2 separate regions of the Homo sapiens genome follow, and region 1 is linked to region 2. A link is an interaction called in ENCODE POLR2A ChIA-PET data of the cell type or tissue named here. Cell type or tissue: OCI-LY7. All regions are shown on one strand. Each heading gives the region's core, and the rest is flanking DNA. Links, peaks and the distances in the headings are about the cores only.

Evidence for each region. Peaks named below come from ENCODE experiments on the same cell type or tissue, not always from the same donor. Only the 100,000 strongest peaks of a DNase experiment are listed, where the experiment ranks them.
Region 1: POLR2A ChIA-PET joins it to region 2 with 11 read pairs; 2 of 35 experiments call an interaction of 5 or more read pairs at or near these places.

Annotation. Positions count from the first base shown.
Region 1 is chr10:114,836,713-114,849,047 of GRCh38, forward strand. It overlaps FHIP2A (FHF complex subunit HOOK interacting protein 2A), which reads left to right. Exons shown (of 17, transcript NM_020940.4): 6 at 6,221-6,514; 7 at 7,029-7,225; 8 at 8,655-8,769; 9 at 9,301-9,377; 10 at 9,463-9,655; 11 at 9,847-10,016; 12 at 10,378-10,521; 13 at 11,935-12,025. Among named protein-coding and RNA genes, the nearest start is that of FHIP2A, 21 kb to the left of the region's middle. In OCI-LY7, for the core only: no CTCF peak of the experiment used is centred there; no DNase peak of the experiment used is centred there.
Region 2 is chr10:114,018,228-114,030,562 of GRCh38, forward strand. LOC105378492 (a long non-coding RNA gene) reads left to right here. Exons shown (of 3, transcript XR_946332.1): 2 at 1-44; 3 at 4,278-4,468. It overlaps LOC105378493 (a long non-coding RNA gene), which reads left to right and starts at 9,126. Exons shown (of 3, transcript XR_946333.3): 1 at 9,126-9,384; 2 at 9,476-9,606. RefSeq lists enhancers at 6,539-6,878, 7,899-9,098, 8,150-8,259 and a silencer at 8,530-8,579. In OCI-LY7, for the core only: no CTCF peak of the experiment used is centred there; DNase peaks (open chromatin) are centred at 6,614 and 7,264; H3K4me3 peaks cover 1,423 bases; H3K27ac peaks cover 2,313 bases.

The sequences.
Region 1 (12,335 bases), core at 1,826-9,825, 820 kb after region 2:
ATAGTCACCAAATCATAGTTTATTTAAATCAAGTGATATTTTGGATTTTACTCCTAGATTTAAAGTAAAAAATATATTTTTGTACTTTTTGCCTTCATTCACTTCTTTTTTTCAGCAGTGAAGTCATTTTGGAATATTTTAGAAAAAATGATTATGTTGTTTTTGTCCTTGTTTGTAATTTATTTTTATTTTTATTTTTACTTTTTTGAGGCAGGGTCTTGCTTTGTAGCCCAGGCTGGAGTATGGGGGCGTGACCATTGGTCACTGCAGCCTTAACCTCTCTGGTTCAAGTGATCCTCTTACCTTAGCCTACCAAGTAGCTGGGACTACAGGTGTGCACCACCACACCTGGCTAATTTTTTAAGTTTTTTTGTAGAGACAGTGTCTCCCTGTGTTGTCCGGGCTGGTCTGGAACTCCTGAGCTCAAGTGATCCTCCTGCCTCGGCCTCCCAAAGTTCTGGTATTATAGGTGTGAGCCACCACACCTGGCCTTCTTTTGTTTTTTAAAAAATATTTTTCTGGCCAGGCGCGATGGCTCACACCTGTAATCCCAGCATTTTGGGAGGCTGGTGCAGGTGGATCAGTTGAGGTCAGGAGTTCGAGATCAGCCTGACCAACATCGTGAAACCCCGTCTCTGCTAAAAATACAAACCTTAGCTGGGTGTGGTAGTGCACGCCTGGAATCCCACTTATTTGAGAGGCTGAGGCAGGAGAATCCCTTGAACCCGGGAGGTGGAGGTTGCAGTGAGCCAAGATTGCAACACTGCACTCCAGCCTGGGCAACAGTGTGAGACTCCGTCTCAAATAATACAAAATACATAAATAAATTTTTCTTTTTCTTTTTTTGGATTAAGATATAAGTTACATACAATAGAATTCACTCGTTTCAGTCTGCATTCTGTGAGCTTGATGAACACAGTTGTGTTACCACCACAATCAAGATGTGCAACAGCTCTGTCACACTACCCCATGATCCTCTGTAGTCATCCCTTCTCCACCCCTACGCCCTAGCAGTCACTGATCTATTTTCCATCCCAATAGTTTTCTCTTTCCCAAAAAGTCATAGCAATGTAATTAGCCTTTTGATTCTGGCTTTTAAAATTAGCTTATTGCATTTGAGATTCATCCATGATTTTGTTCCTTTATGTTGTTGAGTACTATACCATTGTATGGATGTACCACAGTTGTTTATCCATACACCAGTGAGGGACTTCTGGGTTGTTTCTAGTTTTTTACAATTGTTAATGAAACCACTAAGAACATCACACACAGATTTTTGCGTGGATTTAGGTTTTCATGTCACTTGGATAAATACCTAGGGTAGGATCACCAGATCATATGGTAAGTGTGTATTTATTTTCATAAGAAACCGCCAAACTGTTTCCCAAGTGGCTTTGTCATTTTGCATCCCATCAACAGTGTACGTGAGCTCCTGTTGCTCCGTGTTGTCGTCAGCACTGGATGTTGTTAGGTCTTTGTTTGTTTTGTTATTTTTAAATGTTAACCACTCCAATAGATGGGTTTGTTTTCTATTTTACATTACTAAGTAAATTAGGATTCTATTCTGGACTCTTAACTCGAATTAGGTAAGCAGTTAAGCTGTAAAATTTCATGAATTTAAATTTCTAGGTGGTGGTAAGGACTACGCATGCCCTTAACACTCATCATGCGCATCGTGTGTTGTTCGTGATGTGCGTTATATTTTGTATCATCTTTTGCAAATTTGCTTCAAAAGGGCTGGAACAGTCTTATGATTTTGGATTTCTAAAGATTTATAATGATATTAGAATTTTTTTTTTAGTTGTTTGTGTACTTATGAGAAATATCTCAGTTTTGCTGAGATTTTTCTTCTCAAGGTTCATTTTTGCTAAAGCTTTCTTAGATAACCTTAGTGTACTTGGAATGCATGTATTTTTTTCCCCAAACTTAAGCCTGGAGAATTTCTTTCTCAAAAATTTCTGAAACTTGTTTTCTAAGTGCATAGCATAGATCAGAAGCAGACGAAATATGTAGGCTTATGTATGTTCATGGTGAGGTACACTGTATGTACCTGTCTTCGGAAAAACATTTACATTTAAACCTCACTACAGAGAACACCCCTCAGAATTAGTGACACATCTGCTTTGTGCAGTGTTTTTATGACATATTTCTCCAAAGCCTGAGGTGGTAGGTGTCTGCATTTTTTTAACGAATAGGACTATTCATATGTGTTTAATGTCAGTTACTACAGTCCCCCAGCACTGGTTATTTAAGTGCATTTTATTTTCTCCTGCTAGTCAGTATGTTCCTTGAGGACAAGGATTCTGTCTCATTAATCTTGGGTCCCCACAGCTTCTCTAGAATCTAGCATAATGCATAGGAACTGCTCAGTTAACACTAAATGAATGAATCTTTAGGGAGACGCAGCGTTTTGTTTTTGTTTTTCCTTTTTTTTTGAGATAGTCTGACTGTGTCACCCAGGCCGTAGTGCAGTGGTGCAATCTCGGCTCACTGCAGCCTCTGCCTCCCAGTTCAAACGATTCTCATGCTTCAGCCTCCCAAGTAGCTGGGATTACAGGTGCGCACCACCACGCCCGGCTAATTTTTGTATTTTTAGTAGAGATGGGGTTTCACCATGTTGGCCAGGCTGGTCTCAAACTCCCAACCTCAGGTGATCCACCCACCTCAGCCTCCCAAAGTGCCAGGATTATAGGCATTAGCCACCATGGCCAGCCAGAAATGCAGTTTTATTACTTATAAGTATAGATAAGAACAAAAGTGCTTTGCAGTTCTCAAGCATGTATTCCCTGAAATGTCATCTTTCTCTATTCATTACTGTCAGCCAATATTTGCATCTACTATTGGTTAAATATATATGGTAGATGAGTTAGAAACAGTCTTTGCCGGCCGGGCGCGGTGGCTCATGCCTGTAATCCCAGCACTTTGGTAGGCTGAGGCGGGCAGATCATAAGGTCAGGAGATCAATCAAGATCATCCTGGCTAACACAGTGAAACCCCTTCTCTACTAAAAATACAAAAAATCAGTCGGGCTTGGTGGCCCATGCCTATAGTCCCAGCTACTCAGGAGGCTGAGGCAGGAGAATTGCTTGAACCCAGGAGGCAGAGGTAGCAGTAAGCCAAGATCACGCCACTGCACTTCAGCCTGGGCGACAGAGCGAGACTCTGTCTCAAAAAAAAAAAAAAAAAAAAGAAAAGAAACAGTCTTTGTCCTAAAGGAGTTTACAGTCTGGTGAAGACAGTAAATGAATGTTCAGATACTGTAATCTAAAGTAGAGTAAGGTGAGAATCAAAGGAAAGATACAAAGTAAATTCCTTAAGTACTTACAGGATGGAGAGATTCATCAGCTCTAGGTCATCAAGAAAGTCTTCCTGGAAGAGGTCATCTTTGAAATGAGGCTGGGCGCGGTGATTCACACCTGTAATCCTAGCACTTTGGGAGGCTGAGGCAAGCAGATTGCTTGAGCCCAGGAGTTCGAGATCAGCCTGAGCAACATAGCAAGACCTCATCTCTATAAAAAATAAATAAATACAGACAAATGAGCCTTGACATGTTTAGAGTGGGTGAACATAAGGAATGAAGATGTAAAAGTTTGTGGTGTGTTCAGGAAACAGTATAATTAAGATGTGTGGCAAGAAGCACCTGAACAGATAGACTAAGTATTGTCAAAGGCTTTGAATGACAAGGTGAAGAGTTTATTCTTACTTGTAGATACTGGGGAGCCATTAACTATTTTTGAGCAGGGATGTTATTATGTGATGGTATCTGTGCCTTAAGTTAAATTGGCAGCAGCCTTTTATATGGCAGATTCTTTGAGAGGAGAGATAAAATCAGGGAAACTAATTTGGAAACTGATGGAGTAACCCAGGCAAGAAGTAACAAGGACTACGACCAAGTTGGAAGCAGTGGGTTGGAATGAAATGCGTAACTTCAGACTAGAGGTAGGCTCTATATGGCCTTGTAACTGCTCAGATGCAGAAGCTGGGAAAGGATGATTTGAATGCTGGAATTCCTGAACCAATAAGGCTGCTGCTAGTAGAAAAACAGGGGCCCCAAGGGAGCTGATTTTGAGGGGAAGATGATAATTTTGGTTCCGGATGCTTTGAGTCATCATGATTTCCTGATGGAGATAATTAGCAGGTATTCGGTATTGCAAATCTTTGATTTGGGAGGGAAGTTTAAGTTTAAGAGATTTAGAAGCTATGTGTGTGACTATGTTGTGGGTACTGATGAGATCCCTAAAACAGAAGGGGAACAGTTTTAGTAGGAACCAAAGTGTTAAAGCCACAGTTCCTCATCACCTAGGAAATTTTTCTAAAATGCACATTCCTTGGCTCCACCTCCAGATATTCAACAGGTCCGGATGGGACCCAGGAATCTGCATTTTTATCAAGCCCCACAGAAGACCAGGATACCAACAATCTTGAGTCTTACTTTGAGAAACATTGATTGAAGGACAGAGTGCTATACTAACATCCTTCCTCTTGCTGTTCTTATTTGAGACGCCTCTCCCAACAATATTACTAGTATTTTAAATTGAATGAAATGTTTTACTTTCATAAAGAGTATGATATGCCATTGGTTTTTTTTTTTTTTTTTTGAGGTGGAGTCTTGCTCTGTTGCCCAGGCTGGAGTGCAGTGGCATGATCTCGGCTCACTGCAACCTCTGCCTCCCAGATTCAAGTGATTATTCTGCCTCAGCCTCCCTGGTAGCTGGGATTGCAGGCACATGCCACCACGCCCAGCTAATTTTTGTATTTTTAGTAGAGACAGGGTTTACCATGTTGGCCAGGCTGGTCTCGAACTCCTGACCTCAAGTGATCCGCCTGCCTCAGCCTCTCAAAGTGCTGGGATGTGAGCCACTGCACCCGGCCAATATGCCATTGATTTTGTTGGAAATTGGCAAATTGTTTGGAGTATTCATTGAGTCCCATAGAGTTGTTTGCTTTTAATAAATATGTTCTGTGAACTCAATTTCTCAAGAAGATTGGTCTAACCTATACTTTTAACAGCAATAAAAGTGATTTATAATTAGTATAATATAACTTTGGAAGTAGAACCCTGAATTCATTCAGCCTTTAATATGTTTCTATGATGATAGGCCCTGGGAGAAGTTAGTTTATGGTGAATTTTAACCTACTTGTGTAATCTGATTTCTGCTCTTATGTTCAAATGGAAAGCAAGATACTTTTGCCTTGAAGCTAACAATTTGCTAATTTGCTTCAGTTAAGAGTCTTTTTGTGTTTTGGTATGTGGATTGGGGGAGGGAGCACCAGCATTTCAAGCAAATCTTATTTCTATCCTAAAGACACTGGTAAAAATGTCCCCTGAGTAGTTTCTTGGGTTCTCTTTTTTTAAATTTTTTTGAGACAGGGTCTTGCTCTGTGCCCAGGCTGGAGTGCAGTGGCATGATCACAGCTCACCACAGCTTCAACCTCCCAGGCTCAAGCAATATTCCTGCCTCACTCAGCCTCCCAAGGCCTAGGACCATAGGTGCAAGCCACCACACCCAGCTTATTTTATTTTATTTTTTTAGTAGAGACATGATCTCACTATGTTGCCCCATCTAGTCTCGAATTCCTGGGCTCAAGTGATCCTCCTGCCCCGGCCTCCCAAAGTGCTGGTATTACAGGCATGGGTCACTGTGCCCAGCTTCTTGCGTTCTTATAGAGTAGAGGTTTAAGGAAAAACTTAGAAAAGATGCTTATATATTTGAGAGAATTTGGGGGCTTTTGTGGAAACCTTCAGTCTAATGCTGGTAACTTTTGAACTTTAAAATATTTTTATTTGTAAGTTTGTACTTCCTTCCCTGCAAACCACCCCCCCCACCCTATGATCTTATAAGAATTAACATTGAGACTATGTAGTTACAGTAGTCCAGTGATGAGAAAAAAGTTAACTGCAATTGAAACCTCCTGAAACTTTTTTCCTCACTAACATTAGTTGTTTTAAGCAGTAGTCAAATTATCAGTAATACTGTTCATTGCTTATGGTCAGTGTAAAACATTTTGTAGTTAGTATGAGGAGTGTGATAAACTCCTATGCAATGGTAAAATCATTCTAAAACACAGTTTGTTAAAAGTCAGAATATTTTCATGTGACATAACATCTATTGCTACTTTGGCTAGGCATGTGGAATGTTATAGAAAAATCCATTAAAATATTATTTTTGGCTTAAAAAGTTATTGATGTGAATTTTATAAAACATATATTCCTTTTCAGAATAAGATGAAATCATTGGCTTCCAAAGGAGTACCAAATGTAATTTCAGAAGATACATTAAAAGGTCAGGATTCCTTGTCAACAGATACAGGACAGTCCCGTCAACCAGAGGAACTATCTGGTGCTACTGGAATGGAGCAAACAGAATTGGAAGATGAGCCTCCTCATCAGATGGATCACCTGTCCACAAGCTTGGATAACCTCAGTGTCACCTCACTGCCAGAGGCCTCGGTTGTTTGTCCAAATCAGGATTACAATTTAGTGAATTCTTTGTTAAATCTTACTAGAAGTCCTGTGAGTTATGGTCCTTACTTTTTCCCCCCTAACATTATTTCAATAATGTGTATTTATTTATTTTTTTAATTTTAATTTTTAATTTATTTTTTTTTTTGAGATGGAGTCTTGCTGTGTTGTCCAGGCTGGAGTACAGTGGTGCGATCTTGGCTCACTGCAACCTCCGCCTCTGGGTTCAAGCGATTCTCCTGCCTCAGCCTCCCTAGTAGCTGGGATTACAGGTGCACGCCACCACGCCAGCTAATTTTTGTATTTTTAGTAGAGATGGGGTTTCACCATGTTGACCAGGCTGGTCTCAAACTCCTGACCTCAGCTGATCCACCCGCCTTGGCCTCCCAAAATGCTGGGATTACAGGTGTGAAGCTCCACAGTTGGCCAATAATATGCATTTAAAATAGACAAAAATCTATTTTTCTTTTAGTGTGAAACATTAAATCCTTTTATGTTGAATGTTTTCAAACAACCTGATGTATATACAATTCAAGAATTGAAGGGGGATTTTTTTTTCCTTTAGGATGGCAGAATAGCTGTGAAGGCATGTGAAGGCTTGATGCTGTTAGTAAGTTTGCCAGAGCCTGCGGCTGCAAAGTGCCTTACACAGAGCACTTGCTTGTGTGAACTACTGACAGACAGACTTGCCTCCCTGTACAAGGCCCTACCTCAGTCAGTGGATCCGTTAGATATTGAAACCGTGGAAGCAATTAACTGGGGGTAAGCACCGTTACTTGTATTTTCCCATAAAGGTGACTTCTTAACACCTACATTTTAAAATCCATTTCTATTTTGCAATGGTAGAAGTCTTTGAAAAATTGAACACCACTAGTGATCATTAAATGGGAATATTTTCTTGAAGCTTGTATTAATCAGTGGTAATGAATTGGTGTGGGAACAATCCAGCTGTTACATAGTTAAGATATTTTTATTTTGTCCATTTTACTGATCAATTTTTAAGGGCTTACATTAAAATCAATAATTTTAACTGATTATTAAAAACAAAAAACCCTCAAAGAAGGAATCTCCTTTTAAAATAATTTCCACAGCCTCTAGAGCAGTCTAATCTGTCTCCTGGCCTGTTTGTACAGAATCTCTTCTACCTCATTCTTTCACCTCTTCTTCCTACCTTTTAGACTCCCCAACTTGATTATCATAGGGAAATATGATTATTGCAGAACGTTTATAAATTATTAAAAAGTATAAAGCAGCATAAACAAGTTGCCCATAGTCCCACCACCTGTAAGCAGCCTAAGGTTTTGACATAATCACCTTTTATTGTATTTCTCTGTATTTTTAACGTGTCTTTCTTTTTTCCACTCTATTTTCTGTCAACATCTATAGGGCAGACCCACTTGTTAACATTATGACTGTATTGCATTTTAGGGCAGGAAGAGAAGTAGTCCACTCGCTATTTCTGTTTGTAGATCCCCATTTACCGTTCTTTTCTTCCATCCCAGCAGCTGAGAACCTCCATCTTTTCGTTGATGTTACTTGGTAACATTTAGGGCAGGAGTATGAGGAGCTATCCCAGTGTTTTTTCTCCTGCAGCTCCACTGTTTTTTTGTTTGTTTGTTTTTTCTTTGAGACGGAGTCTTGCTCCGTCGCCCAGGCTGGAGTGCAGTGAAGCAATCTTGGCTTACCGCAACCTCCGTCTCCCAGGTTCAAGTGATTCCCGTGCCTCAGCTTCCCAAGTAGCTGGGATTACAGGCATGAGCCACCATGCCCAGCTAATTTTTTTTTTTTTTTTTGTATTTTTAGTAGAGAGAGAGAGAGAGTTTCATCATATTGGCCAGGCTGGTCTCGAACTCCTGACCTCAAGTGATCCACCCACCCACGCACGTTGGCCTCCCAAAGTGCTGGTATTACAGGCATGAGCCACCACACCTGGCCTCCTGCAGTTCCATTCTGCTTTAACCTCTCTTCTCCTACTTAATACGTGAAAATTATTTACAGCTCTTATTTAAAAGATTTTCTCTTATCTTTGGTTTCTTTTACAGAATCCTCTTCTCACTGTCCTCCAGCATTTCCTGTGTGAATGTACCATACTATCTGAGTGTGTTCATGTGCCTTCATTTTTCCATACATTCTGAATAGGGTCCATGCTTTTGGATAACTTTGGACTTAGCAATTCTTCCTTGTCTTACAGCTTGGACTCATATAGTCATAAAGAAGATGCTTCAGCATTTCCAGGAAAACGAGCCTTAATTTCATTTCTTTCCTGGTTTGATTATTGTGATCAGCTCATTAAGGAAGCCCAAAAGGTTTGTAATTTTTTATTGTTTTTTGATCATTTTAAGATATAAATATCTATTAAGTGAAATTGGAATCCCTAATTTATATCCCAAATACATTTTAATTGTCTTAGAATACCATGGTTAGTAAAATAAGTAAACAAAAAAGTGTATATGTGTTTGTATGTGTGTATTACAATTCCAGAATAAATCAAAGTTCAAGTTCTGCCCTTTTATATTTCCTTAAATATTATGGTACAGTACTTTACAAAGTAACACTGATTTCCCTTCAGTCCTGCTCTTTGGTGAGATGTTAATACTATATGGACATTGGAATAATTTTTCATCCTATTCCTCTTATTCTTGGAAATTTAGAAAAAAGTGTAAATGACCCAGTAGCCAACATCTAATCTAGATTTATATGCCACCAATAAGAGGGTCATTAGGCAAGTTTTGTCTTTCCACATTAATTCAGTTGGGAGTCCAAACTGATTTATTGATGTTACAAATTAGTCTTTCTTTTATATTAAAAAAAAAAATGATGTTCCTACTATATTCTAGACTGCTGCTGTTGCTCTTGCCAAAGCTGTTCATGAAAGATTTTTCATTGGTGTTATGGAACCTCAATTAATGCAAACGTGAGTAGCCTGTTTTCTTTTGAAAAAAACCGCATCACTGTGTCATGTTATTTTTGCCCACTGACTACCTGTTCATTGTGCTCAGTTCTGAGATGGGTATTCTCACATCCACTGCTCTGCTTCATCGCATCGTTCGGCAAGTGACCTCTGATGTTTTGCTTCAAGAAATGGTGTTTTTTATCCTTGGAGAACAGAGGGAACCAGAAACTCTGGCAGAAATCAGCAGACATCCTTTAAGGCATAGGTTAATTGAACATTGTGATCACATATCTGATGAGGTAAGCTACGTAATGATTTAGAATTGGACTTAGATTCTTTGAAATACGGTTTTAATGTATTATACTTCAGATATTTTCAATACAACCTCTTTTATTGGCTTTAGAAATTGAAAGCATGACTCACAAGATGGTAAGAAGAGTAACTTATGTAAAGACATTTTTCAGTTAGCTTTTATCAATTTTGGTTTCAGATAAGCATAATGACATTACGAATGTTTGAACATCTTTTACAAAAACCCAATGAGCACATTCTTTACAACTTGGTCTTGAGAAATCTTGAAGAAAGAAATTATACAGAATATAAACCTTTGTGCCCAGAAGATAAAGATGTGGTAGAAAATGGATTGATAGCAGGAGCAGTGTAAGTTTCCATCCAACTCCGTGAGTTCAGCATTTCATGTAGAGATAGAACTTTCTCTCTCCTCTTATCTACCTCCCTTATCCTCAAAAGAAATACCTCTTACAGTTTAAAAGTTCTTAAAAGTAAAATTAGATGCATTGATACTACCATCCTTTTACATTACAAATAATATTGTGTATTCATTAGACCCAATAACAAAATAGTATAGAATGTTAATTTGCCTAGAAAATATACATAATTCCTTAATCCTTTATATTAGCAAAATTATGTAACATTTTCTAAGAACATAGCAGAGAATCTTTTGGTTTAGAAAATGTCATAATAAAATAGTGCTTTTTATGTGTCATTAAATTTAACTTAGAGATCTGGAAGAAGATCCATTATTTACTGACATTTCACCAGAAAACACTTTGCCAAACCAAGAGTGGCTTAGTTCTTCACCTCCTGCTACTCCAGACCACCCCAAAAATGATGGAAAAACTGAAGTTCATAAAATTGTAAATAGGTGAGTTGCTATATAAAATTTGACTTCCATCTCTCTTGTTTTTTGTTTTTGTTTATTAGTATTATTATTTTTTGAGATGGAGTCTTGCTCTGTTGCCCACGCTGGAGTGCAGTGGCACGATCTCTGCTCACTGCAACCTCCGCCTCCTGGGTTTAAGCGATTCTCCTGCCCCAGCCTCCCAAGTAGCTGGGATTACAGGCTCCTGCCACGTCACCCAGCTAATTTTTGTATTTTCAGTAGAGACAGGGTCTCACCATGTTGGTTAGGCTGGTCTCAAACTCCTGACCTCAAGTGATCGGCCCGCCTCGGCCTCCCAAAGTGTATAACATGTAAGAGCTCTGCTCTTAGGTGGTTACAGAAATCTCTTATGAACTTGATCTTCTTTAAAGATTATGTCAGTTTTTTGGTCTTGCTTATGTAACAAGTGCCAGGCTGCGGGCAACACTTGATACTAAGAGAAAAGCTCTACTTAATATTAACTGTGGTTAAATGAACCCTCAAAGTTCCCTCCCCCACCTTTTTTTTTTTTTTGAGACAGAGTCTCACTGTGTCGCCCAGGCTGGAGTGCAGTGGCATGATCCCTGCTCACTGCAACTTCCGTCTCCCGGGTTCAAGCGATTCTCCTGCCTCAGGCTCCTGAGTAGCTGGGATTACAGTCGCATGGCTACTACGACTTGACCTCCCAGAGTGCTGGGATTACAGGCATGAGCCACCATGCTGAGTCATCCCATTTTTAAAAAATATAAATGGTTTAATTTTAAGTAATTCCCAATTGTAACAACATTGAGAATTGCTGGTTTGATAAGATGTACTTATTAAACATGTGTGCTAAGTGTTGGGCTATTCCTTTTTGTTAGTTCGTGGTTTTATGTTTTTTTAAAAGTGCCCTTTTCTGTGGCAATTTTTTTTCTCTCTTTTGCTTCCCTTGCAGTGTTGTCACTGATATACCTGGTTCTGGCAGGTGATTTTAGAGAAAAATTGCATGTGGCTCAAGATGCAAAATTAGGGTACATAAAAATCTCAAGTTCAATTACTTAAAACCAGTTTCCTGAGATTAACAAATATCATGGCAGTCTGTCATTATACAGCAATCTGAAGAGGAAAAAAATGTCTTTCTTAGGCTTACTTCTATTTTAAGTGGAATTAGTCATTTTTAAAACCTTTAAAATAATGAGAATATTTAATCAATGAATTGTAAAACTTATCAGGAATTAACAACATATAATTTCATTTCTCGGGTTTCCATTTGTATTAATACTTAGCTGAACTTACGATATCACTAGATGCTTTAGTACTTATAAAGTTATTATTGAATTATGAGAGTATTGATTATGGTCTTTTTCACTTCTACTTTTTCCTTTTTTTTTTCATGCAAATGGACATCTTGCATAATTGTGGCCGTTTTCATTTAAGTTTTCTCTGTCTGGTACCGGATGACGCAAAATCCTCCTACCATGTTGAGGGCACAGGATATGACACTTACCTCCGAGACGCTCATAGGCAGGTAGGTGAAGTCACTAAATGTTGGAAATGAAATCTAAGAATAGACACATGCACACCCCTTGTCACACTGCCCACCACCACTGCTCCAAGGAAATGACTTCATTCTTATTAAAAATGAGACCTGGGCCGGGTGCAGTGTCTCACACCTGTAATCCCAGCACTTTGGGAGGCCGAAGCGGATGGATCACTTGAGGTCAGGAGTTCGAGACCAGCCTGGCCAACATGGTGAAACCCCGTCTCTACTAAAATACAAAAATTAGCCAGGCATGGTGACAGGCGCCTGTAGTCCCAGCTACTCAGGAGGCTGAGGC
Region 2 (12,335 bases), core at 2,761-10,760:
AGCTGGAATCTCAACTCCAGCACTTAATAGCTTTGTGATCTTAGGTAAGTTACCTAGCCTCTCTGAGTCCTATGGCCTATGTCAGAAAATGGGGTAAGTGTGTCTACCTTATTGAATCATTTTGAGAAATAAATGGGCAAAACATGTAAACTGCTCAGTCAATCACAAACTCTCCATAAATGTTTAAAAAAAAAAAATCCCTCCCCTGCCCATCTAAAAGTTACCTGTGTTCTAAGACCCTGCCACCGAGCTTGTTCCTTAAGGCTCAGGGAAGGAGAGAATCCAGCTAAAAGATTTCAGTGGCCTTTATTGGAAGGAGCTGTCTGTGACAGTGCCCAGTTTTAGTTATTTCATAAGAAAGACAACTGAGAGAGCTGGGCGTGGTGGCTCATGCCTGTAATCCCAGTACTTTGGGAGGCTGAGGCGGGCAGATCACGAGGTCAGGAGAATCAAGACCATCCTGGCTAACACGGTGAAATCCCATCTCTACTAAAAATACAAAAAATTAGCCGGGCATGGTGGCGGGCACCTGTAGTTCCAGCTACTCGGGAGGCTGAAGCGGGAGAATGGCGTGAACCCGGGAGATGGAGCTTGCGGTGAACCAAGATCATGCCACTGCACTCCAGCCTGGGAGACAGAGCAAGACTCCATCTCCAAAAAAAAAAAAAAGAAGGACAGCTGAGAGAAAACAGGTGAGAGAAGAAATGTTGAAAGGACTGGTGAGGAGGAAAGAAAAACAAGACTAAGACTAAGATAGTGATCGATTCAGAAAGAGAGAGACGTACAGTAGAAGTTTTCTGTCTTCTGGGGAGCATCATAAGATTGTTCAGTTCTTATGAGTTTCAGCTACTTGAAGAGATTAATAATCAAAACCAAGGACAGTAAACTTAGAATAAATGAGTGCACATTTGCTTTATGAAGTTGGGCTTTTTCTGTTAGCTAAAACAAGGAGAGAAAATTCTTCTCAAGAACCATTTAGGTGACTGCCCCCTCTCCAGCCACCCACCTCTGCTGAGCCACAGAGGCCTAGATTCTTCAACACACAGGATTTTTCTCTTTTTTGAGACAGGGTCTCACTCTGTCACCCATATTTAGTAGAGAAAGAGTTTTGCTATGTTGCCCAGGCTCGTCTCAGACTCCTGGGCTCAAGCCATCTGCCTGCCTAGGCCTCCCAAGGTGCTGGGATTACAGCATCAGCCACCGCACCTGCCAACACACAGAATTTTTCATTGAGATGATAGTGCTCCAAGTCCTGATGCAAACAGACTAACCAGGGCTCCAGAGCGGTTGGGTCACCTATATCACTAAGTAGGCCCTCCCCTGAACCTTTATATCCCCCGCCATCAACTCCCATACAATCCTCTTGTTCTCTGTTCCTCCTAGATAGTAAGCATTGTCCTCTGTTCCTTATCCCGAAATATTACTATTTTAGTGAAACTTTTTGAAATTGCAGGATGCAACCTATTTGTGGGTGGTAAAATCAGTTCAGTGGGTTGCAATCAACTATTTTTTAAAATGAGATAGAAAATAATATTGAATCACACACAGTAATGTGAAGTATCATTTTATGAAACTTTTATCTCAGTTACATATGTACAGGTAATATGTACTTTTTACTGTGAGTCTCAGTCAAAAATACTTAAAAAACTGACTTGGGTATCTGTACAGAACCAGTTATGATCATGTCTGATTTCTTTTTATATGTACTATAGCACCTAGCACCCTGCCTTAACACAGAGAAAATGTCCACTAAATATTTATGGAATAAACAGGAATGAATGAATTAATGAATGCACAAATGGATAAAGTACATGAAGTATTTCAAGAGTGAGAAAGCAGATATGGTAAGGTAGAAAAAAGTAAGACTGTCTTTGGGAAAATTTCTTTTACTTTTGGGGAAAGCTTGCTCATTTCAAGGCTCTAAGGTCCTGTTCATCTTGCATAACTGAAGTTTTGATTGGACAAAATATCCACTTGATAATTTCCTACTTCCCAATGTAGTTTATATTGCATGAAACTAATATAACAGTCTTTCAGAACTAGTGTAGTGACATGCATAACAAGATTGGAAGTAGATAATTTTCCATTTTAATGTTAGTGTCATGTCTTACTTAAAATTATCAGTGACAGTGGACGTGTTGGTAAAAAAAGGAAACAAGCTAAACATCCATCCACTGAGAAATGGATTAACAAAGTGGTCCATCCATGCAATGGAACTACTCAGTGATAAAAAGCGATGAAGTATTGATACATGAAACAACATGGATGAACTTTGAAAACATTATCCTAAGTGAAAGAAGCCAAACACAAAAGACAGCATATTGTATGATCCCATTCATAAGAGCTTTATAAACAAAAGGCGGATCAATGGTTGCTTGGGCCGGCGAGTGAGAGTGGGGATTGACTGCAAACAAGCCAAGTGATGTGGTTTGGCTGTGTCCCCACTCAAATCTCATCTTGAATTGTAACTTCCATAATTCCCATGTGTTGTAGGAGGGATCCAGTGGGAGATAATTGAATCATGGTGGAAGTTTCCCCCATACTGTTCTTGTGGTAGTGAATAAGTCTCAGGAGATCTAATGGTTTTGTAAAGGGTTTTCCCTTTTGCTTGATTCTCATTCTGTTTCTTGCCTGCTGCCATGTAAGGTGTCTTTTGCCTCCCGCCACGATTGTGAGGCCTCCCCAGCCATGTGGAACTGTGAGTCCATTAAATCTCTTTTTCTTTATAAATTACCCAGTCTCGGGTGTGTCTTTATCAGCAGCATGAGAACGGATGAATACTCCAAAGGAGGGAATGTTTTGAGGTATTGGAAGTTTTCTAAAACTGAATTGTAGTGATGGTTGTATGGTTGTACAAATGGACACATTTTCTGAAACTTATTTAACTGTGCACTTACAGTGCATGAATTTTCTGCTATGTAGATTATACCTCAATGAAACTGTTAAAAATAATTACAGATGCTTTGAAATGCCTTCTGGCAGTACAGGAGAAAGTTTCCCTTCTACTTCACAGTTGTGGATTTATTTTTTGGAAAACTGGACTTCTCTAAAAAGTCAGACCATTATGTAACCTGGCCGCTTCCCCCTTTTCCAGGAACGCGGGCAGAACATCAATGTCTGTCTATCTGCCTGCTGGTCAGCTTCCTTATGAGGAGGCACAATACCAACTGGCAAGCAGGGCCTTGCTGGTCATTTGCCCACTCACTCAGCAATGGGGATGCCAGGGGGGAAATAATTCCTTTGAAGCCCTTTCTATACTGTTGTGCTCCTCAGCAGACAGGATGTAGGGTCTTTCCTATGCTGCCAAAATCAGCAGCAATTGTCAAAAGAAAACACCAGACCAGTACAATAAATGTGAGGGATTTTTCTCACCAAATAACTCATTTCACTTTGAAAGTACAAAGCAGTTACATTTCTAACCTTGCAACTTGAAATCATACAGCTATTCAAAGCTAATGATCAAGGCAGGCAGCATTTTGAAGAAACAATTGCCATTTTCCTCCTTGCTTGTTCAGATAATGAAGGAATGTGTCTTACACATCTTCTACCCTCTCCTACCCTCCTTCCAAATAGTACCCTGGAACTGTGCTAAGTGCGTACTAAGCTCTGGATAAATACTTGTTGATTTGATTGATTCTTTGTCTACCCTAGTGACAATGGCCAGATTAGAATTGATGGGATGATTCCCGAAAGCTGGGAATGGAACACCCTGTACACTGTGGTCTCAGTAATTTGATTAATGATGATGTGTTTTACAATGATTACTTTCAAATCACAAATCTCCAGAATCCCTCAAATCCAAACTGGGTCTGGAAGGCAGGGGGAAGCTTAACAATATTTTGGCTCTCATCAGTTCATGTCAAAATTACAAACCAATTCCAAGTAGGTGAAAGTTATTATAGCTCACAGTTATATGAAAACCAATTTCAGCATTGCTAATGTTTAAAACAGACAGGTGCTGCGTTCAATTTTTTTTAAATGTCACCAGAGTTTCCACGTGATTTATAATCCTAATTCAAAAAAAGCAAAGCTTATGTGAGTCCTTGGCAAAACGCACAAAATACAAACTAAAATGAACAACAAATGGCAACTCGATATTGAACTGGGAATTACATTTTGTGCTGTTTCATTAACTTTTCCAAGTATTTCTTTCTAAAATGCACTCCTGGCTACCCCCGACACACACACGAGATAAAGGAAGAGTGCACACAGATGGCTCCCGTCCAGGCCACTCAGCGGCTCAAAGTGAATGTGATTCCTGTGTTCTCTCCATGCAGATCGTCAATGATGAAGCATGCAGTAAATAACCCTCCCTCCCTGGAAGTGAAGACAGCCTGTGGGGGAGAACTGGCTCCATTAAAGGCTTCAAGCCACAGGAGTTGTTTTCTCCGGAGATGATGAACGTGGGCTGGAAAAAGAGACAAGAGTCACCTACTTCGTGCAGCTTTTTCCCCCCAAACTGCTAAAAGTCCTTTACCCTCAAATAAAATCATCAAGAGAGAGCTGGAAATGGCATCTCTTGCCACAGATCTGTGTTTTATTGTTATTGTTTTCACATAGTATTTACTTAAAGTCTGCTGTATATCCAGCCCATGTGTAACTCACCAAATTTTGAGCATCTTTTTTTGACTGTGCCTGCCTATCCAGTTCTTTGTAAGATCCTTGAGAAATAGAATTGAGCCTTTTCTTCTTTGTAGCTTTGGCCTCTCAGCCAAGGCCTGGCAAAGAGTGTGCATTCAATTAATGTTGGTTGAATGGATGAATAGAAATGAATGGATGGGTGGGTGGATGGATGGATGGATGGATGGACCAATCAGTCAATAGATCTCCCCATTTTTAAGCTCCTGTGTGTCAAAGTTCCCTGGCATTGAGATTGTCCTATCAATGCACAGCATTAAATTCCTGCCGTCCATCTGTTTCGATGGTAAGCTTGGAGAAATACTTGTGGAAAGAGTTCCTTGCTTCTCTGATGCCACATGTGGAATGCTCTTTGCCAAATGCACTATTTGTCACTGAACACCACTCTTCCTGATATCTTATTCCATTTATAGATTCTGGCTCTGGAGTGCAAGATTTTATTTTTTGAATTAAAATGTGATAAGAGACCTTTCAGTTCCCAGAGTTTCTTCTCTTGTCTGTAGGTCAGAAGTTATTGGCTAGAGTCCCAGTATCTCCCTTGAGCTACCGCATGCGTCTGCTGACCAAATCTTCTTAGCCTTCAAACCAAATGATGTCATTCTTTATGGTGCATTTTTCTAACAGATTTACACTGACGTACACACACATACTTTTAATTTCCCACTGCTTACAGAACTCGCAAACAAGTGAGCAAGTTGTAATTCTACATGGTGAGCGCCTCACATAAATTTTTTGGTGACAATGTGGATGATAAATGTTGGCTTTTATCGAGCTGACTACTGGTAGCTGTATGGTTTTGTGGCATATTATATAATGTGATATGCAATCACTGATGGAAAGATGTCTCTTAGAGATATAGCACTTATAACACAAATTTTTATGATAATAAATACTATTTATTAAGTATCAAATGCCAGGCACCTTGCAAGAATCCTACATACATTGGCTCATTCATTCCACATTATAGTCCTAGGAAGGAAGAAATGTCTTTTCCATTCTGCTGATGAAATAACCAAATATCAGAAGACATATAACTAGCAAGTGGCAAGTTAGGACTTATACCCAGATCCAGCCTCTGTTCCTTCTATTTCACCACATGGGTTATATTGTTTTCAGAAAAACATGTTTCTCTTGCTTATTTATTTTGCTTATTACACAGGACATTGTGGTACTGTTCATGAACTAAAAGCCATGCTCGGAGTGATTGTGGTTTTGAGAAAGAAAGAGAGAGAGAGATAGAAAGAGAAGGAAGGAAGGAAAGAAGGAGAGAAAGAAAGAAGAAAGAAAGAAAGAGAAAGAAAAGAAAGAAAGAAAGAAGGAAGGAAGGAAAGAAAGGAAAGAAAGAAAGAAAGAAAGAGAAAGAAAGAAAGAGAAAGAAAGAAAGAAAGAAAGAAAGAAAGAAAGAAAGAAAGAAAGAAAGAAAGAAAGAGTAGCTGTAGTCCCAGCTACTTGGGAGGCTGAGGCAGGAGAATGGTGTGAACCTGGGAGGCAGAGCTTGCAGTGAGCAGAGATCGCACGCCACTGCACTCCAGCCTGGGTGACAGTGCGAGACTCCATTTCACAAAAAAAAAAAAAAAAAAGAAAGAGAGAAAAAGGAAGGAAGGAAGAAAGAAAGAGAAAGAAAGAAAGAAAGAAAGAAAGAAAGAAAGAAAGAAAGAAAGACCAAATGTGTATATTTTCTTCAACTTCAGTACAATGTAGCTCCTCAAAAAAAAAAAATCCTTAATTTTTCAGTGCCGATTTCCACAACATGCATATTCACACGAACTCTGGCATGAGTCTTGTTGATTGCTTCCAGAGCAACATGCTTTGTCCCAAATTACAAGGAAACCACGAAACAATACTGCACAAGGCTGGAGGGATAGGACATCACCACACTTGAAAGTCACATTTGCCAATATTGGAGCATCTACAATGAGAACACAGGGCACTCGTACAGCCCCTGTGCTTGGTTTTTGCTTTATGGAGTTTGCAACCCAGTGGCAAACAGGAAGCTGGCAGCAGGAATCTGAAGGTCAAGAAGCTGCCTTTTTTTGGCATATATTCTCCCTCTCCACTTCTTTACAGCTAGTGCAGCCATGACCCTCTAAAGAACATGTCTGTTCTTGTCTCCGGGGTGTTGTGGTGATGTTGTGGTGATGTCGAGGTGCTGAGATGGCTTTGGGGCTCAGCCGAAGGTCAGCCTTTATCGAATTTCGCTTCATGGCCCAATAGGCACAGAGCTTGTGGTTTACACTCTATCTCTGTGAGCACCCAAGGCCAAAGCAGGCTGCCCAAGACGGAGAAGAGAAGAACACCCCATGGCCCAGCAGTTCAAGCCACCCAGGGCAGCCACCTCCATGGCAGGGACACTCCAGTGCCTCCCTCTTCACCTACCCCCACAACACACACACATGCCCCATGCACGTTCCTCCTGTCTCCCATCGGAGTCCCTATTCCCTTAGCCCCACATTTTCTTCAGTCATTCAGAAATGTTCATCTCAAAATGCAGCAAGTAATTTCTTCCTGATGAACTGCTCCTTCTCTACCCCACCCTGTAACCCCCGCCCTGAGGTAATTTCCTAATTCTCTTTGACAAGACAGTTTACTCTTGACAAGGATTAGAGGTTATTTTTAACCTAAACCGCACACAAGGAAATGATGCAATAATTTCTTTGAGCTGGCTGAATGCTTCCTCTTTTTTGGTCTTCGAATTAATATGATTCTGAACTTTAAGTTGTTTCTGGCCTTTTTGAGCAATTTCGTAATCACAGAATAAAGTCCACGTCTTCCAATTTAAAATCCTTGCTCGTAGTGATCTTTTCCTGAATGATTGGCATTTTTATCCAATGTAGACTCTGATGTTAAAAATCAGAATGATGTTGATTTACCAGAGGTTCTCCTGAAGATCTTTTGGATCCCAAGTGATCTCCTTTACTGTCTTTATCCCTCTCACAAAATCTGCTCAAATACTGGAAAAAAGATGATCAACTCTGCCACCTGGGGCCATCCAACTGTCCTCTGTTCCTCTGATTTCTTGACTAAGACATTCTGTGAAGCACACGTACATTCCTTTTTTTTTTTTTTTTCCGAGACGGAGTCTTGCTCTGTCACCCAGGCTGCAGTGCAGTGGCGTGATCTCAGCTCGCTACAACCTCTGCCTCCCAGGTTCAAGCAATTCTCCTGCCGCAGCCTCCTGACTAGCTGGGATTACAGGTACATGCAACCACGCCGAGCTAAATTTCTTTCTGTATTTTTTAGTACAGACGGGGTTTCACCACGTTGGCCAGGCTGGTCTCAAACTCCCGACCTCGTGATCCACCCGCCTCTGCCTCCCAAAGTGCTGGTATTACAGGCCTGAGCCACCATGCCCAGCCGCACATAAACATTTTTTAATCCATCACTTATTTTTAAAAAATATTTGTGTATTTAAGTCCATATGTCTATATCAGGGTTTCTCAACCTCAGCACTATTGACATTTGGGGCCAGATAATTCTTTGTGGGGCATCCTATGCATCATAGGATGTGGGGCAGTATCCCTGGCCTCTACTAACTAGATGCCAGTAGCAGCCCCCTCTCCAGTTTCAACACCTAAAAATGTCCCCAGACATGGCCAAATGTCTGCCAGGGAGACAAAAATGCCCCCAGTTGAGAAACACTGGCCCTCATACTGCTTTAAATGACAAGTTCCTTTTGGACAGGGACTAACCTAATTTGTACAGACTTCAGCACAACAGAAAGGTGCTTAGAGAAGGCAGTTCTATGGTGATCACAGTCAGTAAGCATGCAACAAGAATTGTTGACTCACATCTAGAAAAACAGAAAACGTAAGCACATGATCAAGTAAATAGTGGGTACTGTGTCTCATTCAGCCTTCCGTTCTTGTCAATAAGAGTAAAACAACAGTGCTTAGCTCTCCTGTGTGAACCTCCCAGAGGAACTGAAAATTTGAAAGATGGAGTTCATTTCCTTGTAATTAAACTGTTCCCATAAAATAAGGTAAGAGGCAGGTAAAGGGAAATCCCCCACAGCAGTGTGAATGGTTATAATCTTCATGGAGAAGAGCCCACGCTGGGATGCACATTCTTTCACAATTACTGTACTGTTCTTCCAGGCCGGGAATTCGGGGCGGCACCACATCCTCTTGCAGGATCTGCCCCTTGTAAAAGCACTTCAAATATTTTTCATGAGTGAAAAGTCAAAAGATAGATATGAACTGATATATCGTTAGAATTGCTGCTGTTATTCAACCACTCAAATAGTATTAAACCTCTGGATCTGGCAAACAAAACCTGCTAGATGATCCCTTTATAGGCCTCTCTCTAGGCAAAAGAACAAAACCTTTTATCAGTTAATCTAATGAATTACATGGGTTATTTTTATTCTATTCATAAGAGACAAGGCGTGTAAGTCTTGCTTGTTCTTACATCCATTGGATAACAATTCCATTAAGCAAATATTTATTTAAACTAAGGGTATGGCAGTCTAGCCTGACAGTTATCAGACATCAAAGTGGAAATGCTCAAATGAGTAAAAAATCAGGCTCTGCCCTTGGAGAACTTAGAGTTCTGATTTCTATAACAATTTGGTTGTGCATTTGTAGTCAATCCCCAAATATATTTGCTTTTGAGTACCTGAAAGCCTAATGCTTGCTGCAAGCTCTGGAAGAGGTTTTAAAAATCCAGTGATCATTCAAAGGCGTGAGCAACTCCAGGTGATGAAGTGACGGAGAAAGAGTTTACGGAGACATGGCTTTTGAAGTGAGGGTGGGTGTTCAAAACAACATGAATGATGAGGTTTTATTTCCCCCGATTTTAAAATTAATACATGTTTCTTGTTTTTAAAAAATATATGCAGGAAAAAAGAAAAGCCTGAGGAAAAGAAGATTTCTCGTAAGCAGTGGAAAAGTTGAGCAAAAATGCAGGACCTGGCCTGCTAGGGGTGACAGAACCTGTGGCGGACCCCGTGGAGCTACGGAGAAACATGAGGTGGGGGTCTGAATGCCAGATCTAATCAGGAGGGCAGTGGGCAGCCATGGATGGCTGAGTGTTCTGGGCATGGCTCATTTCATGCTCATAACAACCCTGTGAGGTTGCAAGGGGTCTGATCAACCTTCAGATGCAGAGGTGGAGGATTTAAGGTGTGCAGTAACTTGCCCAAGGTCATGCAGCTAGCAGATGGGAGGAGTGGGCACTCCAAAACCCCGTGCCCCTCAAACAAAGTGGGAATTGAGGGGGGCAAACCAAGGATTGCAAAGGTATAGCTGCAGAAAGTGTGCCTTTGACGCAATAGAATGGTGATGTCATGGATTTAAAAAATCCAGATCCAGAAAAAGGATCTGACTTGCTTTGTGGATAAAAGACTACTTTACAACCCAGAGACATCCACGTGGAGTAGGTGGCTCAGCAGTGCTCATTGGTGGAAGGCACTTTCATTGGCCTTCAGGTACCCAGCATGGCCTGCCACTGATAAGACACCACCTGAGTCAGGTCAGGATCCCTTTAGGTGATTTGAGCTGCTCTTTTTGTACTTTTCGAGGAGATTTTATGCAACTGGCCCATCCCAACTGTTCTGGACTGTCTGGTTTGAAAGCCAGCCTGCTCACCAGGGGAAGCCCCAGCCTATGTCTGAGTGCTTCAGTGCTACCTGGGAGGCTCCAGGATGGAGTCCCAGGCCTACCTCACCTGGGTAGACCCAGGCCTCACACCAAGAAAGAACCTTCCCACAATAGTCAAATGGTGGAAGGAACGCAAATGTCCATCAACTGATGAATGGATACACAAAATGTGCGTGTGTGTGTGTGTGTGTGTAATGCACTACTATTCAACCATGAAAAGGAATGGTGTACTGATTACTGATACATGCTACAATCTGGATGAACCTTGTAAACATTACGCTAAATGAATTATTTCATTTACACGAAACATCCAGAATAAGAAAATCCACAGACAGACTTGCTATTGGTAAAATATCAATGGATAACATCAAATTTACCATTAAAACCATCATTAAGTATACAATCAGTGGTGTTTAGGACATCCACAGGGTCATGCAACCATCACCACTTTCCAGAACATTCTCATCACCCCCAAAGGAAACCCCTCACCCACTGAGCATTCATTCCTCATTCCTTCCTTCCCCCAGCCCCTTGCAATGACTAATCTACTATCTCTATGGATGTGCTTATTCACTTTAAAATGGTGAGTTTTATGTTATTTGTAATTTACTGCATTAAAAAAATAAGCAATGGGATTGGATGAGGTGGATGAAGAAAAGGATCCCAGATTGAGGATTTGTGCACTCCAAGGTTTAGAGGCCAGCCAATAAAGAAGGTTCAAAAGAAGGAACTCATCAAATAGGAGGAAAACCAGGAAAGTTGCTGCCCCAGAACTCAAGTGAGAAACAGTTTCAAGGAGAGTAGAGTGACTATCTTTGTCAGAGTGAATTTTGTGTGGTTCAGGTAGATACAGTCATGTTCACCTACACAGGAGGGGACCATTTCACACTCTTGACCAGCAATGCATGAACAGGCTCAGCTCCCAACAATCTTGCCAATACAGTATCCTCAAAATGCTTGCCAATCTCAAAAGTGAGAAATGGATCTCAGTGTTGTTTTCTCTTGCAGTTCCTTTATTGAGAGTGACGCTGAGCATCTTTTCAAATGTTGAAGGGCCATTTATCTTCCTTTGGCTGTGAACTATCTGTTCATGGACTTTGCCCATTTTCTGTTGAGCTATTCATCTATTTATTTTTAATTTCTAGGAACACTTCAAATATCAGAGAGTTGGTTCTCTGTCCCCTGGCATCTGCTTCTTGAAACTCTTCTCTTTGTTTCCACAAGAGCACTCTCTCCTAGGTCTTCTCTCACCTCCCAGTATCTCACCTCCACATTTTGGAATTTTTTTTCTTTTGGGCGTGTGGGTTGCTCTTCTCCTTTGTACCTTTTAAGGCTGGTGTCCCCTGTCTTTGACTGTCTTTCTTCTCTACACACTCTTCAGCATCCTTCCCCTCCCACCTCTTCCTCCACCGCAATTCTAATTACAACTGTGTGCTCAACTACCAAACCTATATGGAACAGGATGTTAAAATAAGACTTTCTGACGTTGCAGTCTGAGCTGAGACCCCAAAGCTAAGAAAAGGAGTGTTAGGTGCCCACACATTCTAAAGAGAGGTGCTAGACCTTCCATGCAGACACCGCAGAGGGTGACCCAAAAAAAAAAAAACAACCCTGCCCAAGGACCCTATAGCCTCATCCTTAGAGTCTTAAAAGAGGCTTGGGTATTAATCCTGGAGTTCCTGCAGGGTAGAGTTGCAGGGGTGCCATGGCTCCTCCCAGCCACCCCCACACCAAGCAGGGGGCTTGAAAAGAATCTTTGGCGAGCCTGGCCTGTGTCTTATGATGTTGAGGGGACAGAGAGTTTCGTACCTGACTCACGCTTTAAAACCTGTGAAGGTGAGAAGCTGGGTTTGCTTCCTGGGCAGCAGAGGGGTGAGAAAGAGCCCAAGGGGAATGAGCACAGCTCCCAGCTATGCTGTTCCTGGAGGTGTGTCGTCCAGTGAACGATCATTTTCTGAGCTGGGCACAGTGGGTCACTCCTGTAACCCTAGCAACTCAGGAGGCTGAGGCTGGAGGATCACTTGAGGCCAGGAGTTTGAGACCAGCCTGCGTGACATAGCAACACCCTGTCTCTACAAAATAATAATAATAATAATACAA